2 separate regions of the Homo sapiens genome follow, and region 1 is linked to region 2. The links are chromatin loops, found by intact Hi-C in ENCODE. Cell type or tissue: B cell. All regions are shown on one strand. Links, peaks and the distances in the headings refer to the core of each region. The heading gives the core; the rest is flanking DNA. Region 1 overlaps MTCL1 (microtubule crosslinking factor 1). Region 2 has its middle 120 kb from the start of NDUFV2.

Evidence for each region. A loop is a pair of places that touch in the nucleus more often than their neighbours do. Peaks named below come from ENCODE experiments on the same cell type or tissue, not always from the same donor. Only the 100,000 strongest peaks of a DNase experiment are listed, where the experiment ranks them.
Region 1: a loop joins it to region 2, with 2.6 times the contacts of the local background. A loop is called at or near these places in 14 of 110 quality-filtered maps.

Annotation. Positions count from the first base shown.
Region 1 is chr18:8,813,631-8,816,554 of GRCh38, forward strand. The region is part of intron 11 of MTCL1 (microtubule crosslinking factor 1); the gene reads left to right. Among named protein-coding and RNA genes, the nearest start is that of GACAT2, 110 kb to the left of the region's middle. In B cell, for the core only: no CTCF peak of the experiment used is centred there; no DNase peak of the experiment used is centred there.
Region 2 is chr18:8,976,973-8,979,896 of GRCh38, forward strand. No RefSeq gene overlaps it. Among named protein-coding and RNA genes, the nearest start is that of NDUFV2, 120 kb to the right of the region's middle. RefSeq lists an enhancer at 136-667. In B cell, for the core only: no CTCF peak of the experiment used is centred there; a DNase peak (open chromatin) is centred at 1,579; H3K4me3 peaks cover 335 bases; H3K27ac peaks cover 808 bases.

The DNA of each region.
Region 1 (2,924 bases), core at 90-2,589, 160 kb before region 2:
ACTGCTCCAACTTGAATGGAATTGTTGTCATTAGAAAAGAAATTGCTGAATTCAGTTGAAAGTCAGGCTGTTTGCTGGTGAGTGTTCCTGCTGTGGATATTGCTGAGCTGTGATTAGATGGACCATTGTCAAGAGAGGTAGCTGGTAGCTCATCATCTTCAGCTAAACAAACAATTCAGAAACTCAGATGAATTTGGGGAGGAGGGGGGTAGTCATTTTTCTGCCAATATAACCATTCTCTGCATTGCATCAGACTTAGAACAGTTTGCATAGTTGCAGTAGTTCCTGAGGGATACACAAATTAAATTGATGAAGATTTGGAATTCTTCCCTGGCTGGATTTTTACATAGTATATATTTTGTTTATTTCAGCCAGTCACACACTTATAAATTTATGAGGTCTCAAGGAAATGTATTAATCAGTAAGAAATTGAGCTCAGGAAAAATAACCTCATTACTCTATTTTAAATACCCATAGAGCCTTTTGACAAATGTGCTCTATTATCCATAGACATGGTGCCTGTGTTACGCAGGTACAATGACAAAGGTGAGTGTATGCATGTGTTGGATAGGGCGGGAGGCAGAATGAACTAAATGGTAAGAAAGACCAAGAGGCTTTGGCTTGGAAACCACTAAGAAGAATAAAATACACCGCAGGTGAGCTATGATCCCCACTGCATTCCAGCCTGGGCGACAGACCGAGACCCCGTCTCCAAAAAACAAAAGAAGGAAAGTACACTGCAGATAGAAAAGCTGAAACTCTTCGTAGGTTTGACCACTTACACAAATGAGTCACCTTACTAATCTTTGATATTCCCCAAATCCTATCAAGAGGAATGCTGGCCATTTCCTTTCTGGCTTGGAAATGCAGCACTTGTGAAGAGTCTCCTGTATTAAATCTCCTGTGTATGTCGTTGCTCTATGGTTAGGTGGAAATTTTAGGGATAGAAGTGGCATATATTCTTTGAAAATGGCCACTAATTTATTATATCCAACTTAGTTGACCGGTGTCACAGTAACTCCAGGCAACTTGTCACCAGGGAGCTTCATTCTTGGCCCGTGCTCTAGGGCCACTCACTTTTTACATCCCTCCTGTACCCCAGTGAGGCCATCATGATCCCTGCCATGCCCCCTTTAGGGTGCCCTTCGCCTGTTAGCCATGGTGGCTTGTTGGACTTGTCACAGGCTTCATTTCTTTGGGAAGTCACACCTTGGATATAAATTAAGCAAGTCTTTTAGGTTTTTATTTTTACTTTTGGGAATGAAGAATTTCTAGTAAAGGAAAAATTAGATACATGTGGTGATACTCAACTTTCGAAAAGTCAGTGACTTACAGGAAACAACAGGTGCTGGAGAGGATGTGGAGAAATAGGAACACTTTTACACTGTTGGTGGGACTGTAAACTAGTTCAACCATTGTGGAAGTCAGTGTGGCGATTCCTCAGGGATCTAGAACTAGAAATATCATTTGACCCAGCCATCCCATTACTGGGTATATACCGAAAGGATTATAAATCATGCTGCTATAAAGACACATGCACACGTATGTTTATTGCGGCAGTATTCACAATAGCAGAGACTTGGAACCAACCCAAATGTCCAACAATGGTAGACTGGATTAAGAAAATGTGGCACATATACACCATGGAATACTATGCAGCCATAAAAAAGGATGAGTTCATGTCCTTTGTAGGGACATGGATGAAATTGGAAATCATCATTCTCAGTACTGTCGCAAGGACAAAAAACCGAACACCGCATATTCTCACTCATAGGTGGGAATTGAACAGTGAGATCACATGGACACAGGAAGGGGAACATCACACTCTGGGGACTGTTGTGGGGTGCGGGGAGGTGGGGGATAGCATTAGGAGTTATACCTAATGCTAAATGACGAGTTAATGGGTGCAGCACACCAGCATGGCACATGTATACATATGCAACTAACCTGCACATTGTGCACATGTACCCTAAAACTTAAAGTATAATAATAATTAAAAAAAAAAACATTAACATTAAAAAAAAAAAAAGAAAAGTCAGTGACTTAAAGATGAACCACAGCCTCATTTTGAGACTATATTTTGGAAAGGTAATAGTGGTCAGGAGCTGACCTCCAATTCCAGGTTATCAGTATTGAAACAGTTCGGCCAAACTGACAGCCTCAGAACCCAGTCCTCAAGGTGGACATCTTTGAGCATCATAGATCTGAAACACGTGAGTTTCGGGCATGCATCTGTTCATGAAATCTGTGTGATGGATCCCACAGTCTTTGTACAATGATGTCATTGCTGTTTTTAGAAGAGGATTGGTTACAAATGAACTGATGCTTCAGACATGCAATGGTGGCTTTCAAAAATAAATCTGGCCTTTTCCCCAAAATATTAAACATTTTTAAAGAAGACTTCTTAAATCTCAGTGCCCCATCCGGAAATTGAGGTAAAGCAATTATAGGCATTCACCAGACTTCCTGAAAAGAGGATGTTGGTTCAAGTGTGTATGGGTGTATATAGATTTTGTTCATTTATCAGTTATTGGGTTGCTTGTTCATTTAACTTTTAGCTACATACTCCGTAGATAAATGAGAGATGTAACTGAACATTCTTCACAATGTATACTCTCAACATTTGACTACTTGGTAAGCCATATAATATAACCTTGACTGTGATAACCTAATACAGATGGTGAAAGCAGTAACACTAAATCCATTTTCCACTTTCAGAACACATGCTTCATACTTGTCCGCTGTCATTAAATTCCTACATAATTTCTGCACCACATGAGGCATGTTATGTGATGTATGACTGTGGGAATGTGGCTAAGGTCATATAACACATTTTATCTCTCTTATCAGCGTCTCTTGTCTCAATCCAAGTTTGATTGCGGGGTGGGGGTAGGAGACTTTTATGGAGTCACACTACATTTCTC
Region 2 (2,924 bases), core at 114-2,613:
TTTATTATACAACACAATGACAACAGTGGATATTCATTGTTGGTTTTCTAGATGTTAAACTCTGTGCTGAGCACTTTATATACATCTCATTTGATCCTCAGGAGATCCTGAGAACATGTGCCCAAGGTGGCCGGGTGTGGCCAACTGCTTGGTTTTACACATTTTAGGGAGGTATAAGATATCAATCAATATATGTAAGATGTACATTGGTTCAACCCAAAAAGGTGGGACAACTCAAAGGTGGGGGCATCCAGGTCTTAGGTAGATTCCTTATTTTCTTATTGGCAATTGGTTGAGTTTATCTAAAGACCTGTAATCAACAGAAGGGAGGGTCTGGGTTAAGAGAAGTGTTGTGGAAACCAAGGTTCTTGTTATGTAGATGAAGCCTCCAGGTAGCAGGCTTCAGAGGGAGTAGGTTGTAAATGTTTATTGTCAGCCTTAAAAAGGTGCTGGACTCTTAGTGAATTCTCTCCTGGGTCAGGAAAAAGACTTAGAAAGGGAAAGAGATCCTCTACTGAATGTAGATTTTCCCCAGAGACAGCTTTGCAAGGCCATTTCAAAATATGTCAAAGAAATGTATTTTGGGGTAAAATACTTTGATTTCTATCAGGGCCTACTATCTGTCATGTTGGTATCTTATTGCTACAAAGAGTCTGTTTTGGCAGTCTCAATGTCTCTGTTAATGTTAATGCTGTTGGTCAGCTATGCCTGAATTCCAAAGGGAAGAAGGTGTAATGAGGAGTGTCTGACCCCCCTTCTCATCATGGCCTGTTTCAGGTTTACTTTAGAAAGCCTTTGGCCAAGAGGAGGGGTCCATTCATTTGGTTGGGGGGCACTTAGAATTTTACTTTTGGCTTGCAAATAATACTGTGTGTTGGACACATGATTATCCCCATTTTACAGGTGACAAAACTGAGGCACAGAGAAAGGAAATAACTTCCTTGAATTCTCACGGCTGCCACAGCTGGTTAGTGGCAGAGCAGAGATTTGAACTCATATCTGTAATGTGTACTACCAAGTCCCTCCAGCCCCTCTAGAACCTACTGTAAAAAAGGAGAAACCAAGAAGATAGCCATTTTTGCTATAGAAGAACAACACAGATCTAACATGAGGACCCAGGCTTACTTAGCATTCTTGGGGGACAAAACAATCTATGTCCTGCCCTAGAGTGAAAGTATTCAGCCTTTAGAGTCAGAGGGGCTGCTTTGAATACGGGCCTTTCTAATTAGTTGAGTGGTGTTGGAGGGAGAAAAAAGTACTAAACTCTTTATAAAAATGTATAAAGATATGCAAAATCTTTATAAATTAAACAGAGACTCTGCTAACATCTACTCACAAGTTTGGTCTGAGGAATAAAGGAGATAATTTATTTGAAAGTGAAAATCACTCTTCCCGTGTAAGGCTTTTTTGCCTCACTCAACCCGTCCCTGTCCTTTCACCATCAGAATGATCTGCTCTCCACCTGATCTACTATCTATTTATTCCTTACATCTCACATGATGCCCTTAAGCCTCTCTGATTGCCTTGGATCATATTTTTGTTCCTTAGCTTGATTGTTTTTATACCGTTCACATGGACCATTACTTCAGCTTCAGGAAACACCTGCTTTGCAAAGCATTTACTAAGCACCTGACGGTGCATGCCACTGCACAAGGAGCATGGCCGAGGGGCCATGAGGAGCTGCAGCAGTGTAGTGGGAAGGGCCTGGAGCCTGGCCTCTGCAGAACTGAGTTCTGGCCCCCGTTCTGCCTCTTCCTCGCATTGTTACCTTAGGAAATACACTTAACTCTCCTGCATCTCAGGCTATCATTTGTAAAATAGCTCAATAATTGTACCTGACCTGCCCAACCCCATGGGCGGTGGGAGAGTTGTATGGGAGACTATATGTGGAATTTTTTTGAAGCTAACTATATGAGTAGAGAACTCTATGACTAGAGGGAATAATTATGTAAGACAGCATTGAAGCAGACATAGACTCCCACATACAGAGAAAAATAATTCTAGAACAACCCTATAGAAGGCGCAGACAGAAAAATAGCACAGGACGTGCAGGCAGATAAATGTGTTCAAACCACAGAGTCAGGTTCATTTTGGAAGGCAGTTGGCAGGGAGGTCTGGAGAAGAGGTGAGAGATTGTTTACAAACGTGACTGGGACTGGGAGCAGAAGCATACATAAAGCCAGTGGCAGTGTGGAAAAATCCAGTGCTAAAAAGGAGAAATGCCCATAAGTGGGTCTTGAAAATTACAATGTGATTCCCTAGGTGGCACCAACGCATTCCACAGTGACACTCAAGAAGCTCAACTCTTCTTGTCTATGGGTTTTGCCACGTTGCCCAGGATGATCTTGAACTCCTGGGCTCAAGCGATCACCCTGCCTGGGACTCCCAAAGCACTGGGATTACAGGTATGAGCCACCTTGCTGGCCAAGCTTAACTCTTGTAATGAGTATGGTTATCTGTGGCCATAAGCAATGGAAAACACCTCCATGTAAGGTGGGTGGAAGGAAATCCAAAGCTGCTTGGTGACTTCATTCAGAGGAAGGCCACATGGGTTGCTTCAACTGCATAGAATCTCCAAACACTATTTTCTGACAGGATACAGAAGAAGTAAATTGAATATCTTTCTTTCTTTAAAAAAAGAAAGAAAGAGAGAGAGAGAAAGAAAAGAAAAATTGAGGGCTTTGAGGGCTTTTGGTGACAGCTTTGAAAATAAATAAAATGTAAAAGCTTTTAAAAAACTTTAAGCTTTGAGAGAGATACGACTGTGACCTGAGTCACATAGTATGTGCTTGCAATTTCTGTTTCTTAGATTATAGAGGAACTCTCTTCTTCATTGTTCTTGTTCTGTAAATGACTAAGAGAGAACAGAGACCAGACCTCCCCTGCTTCTAATCACTGTTCTTCATTATAGATTAACTGCCACC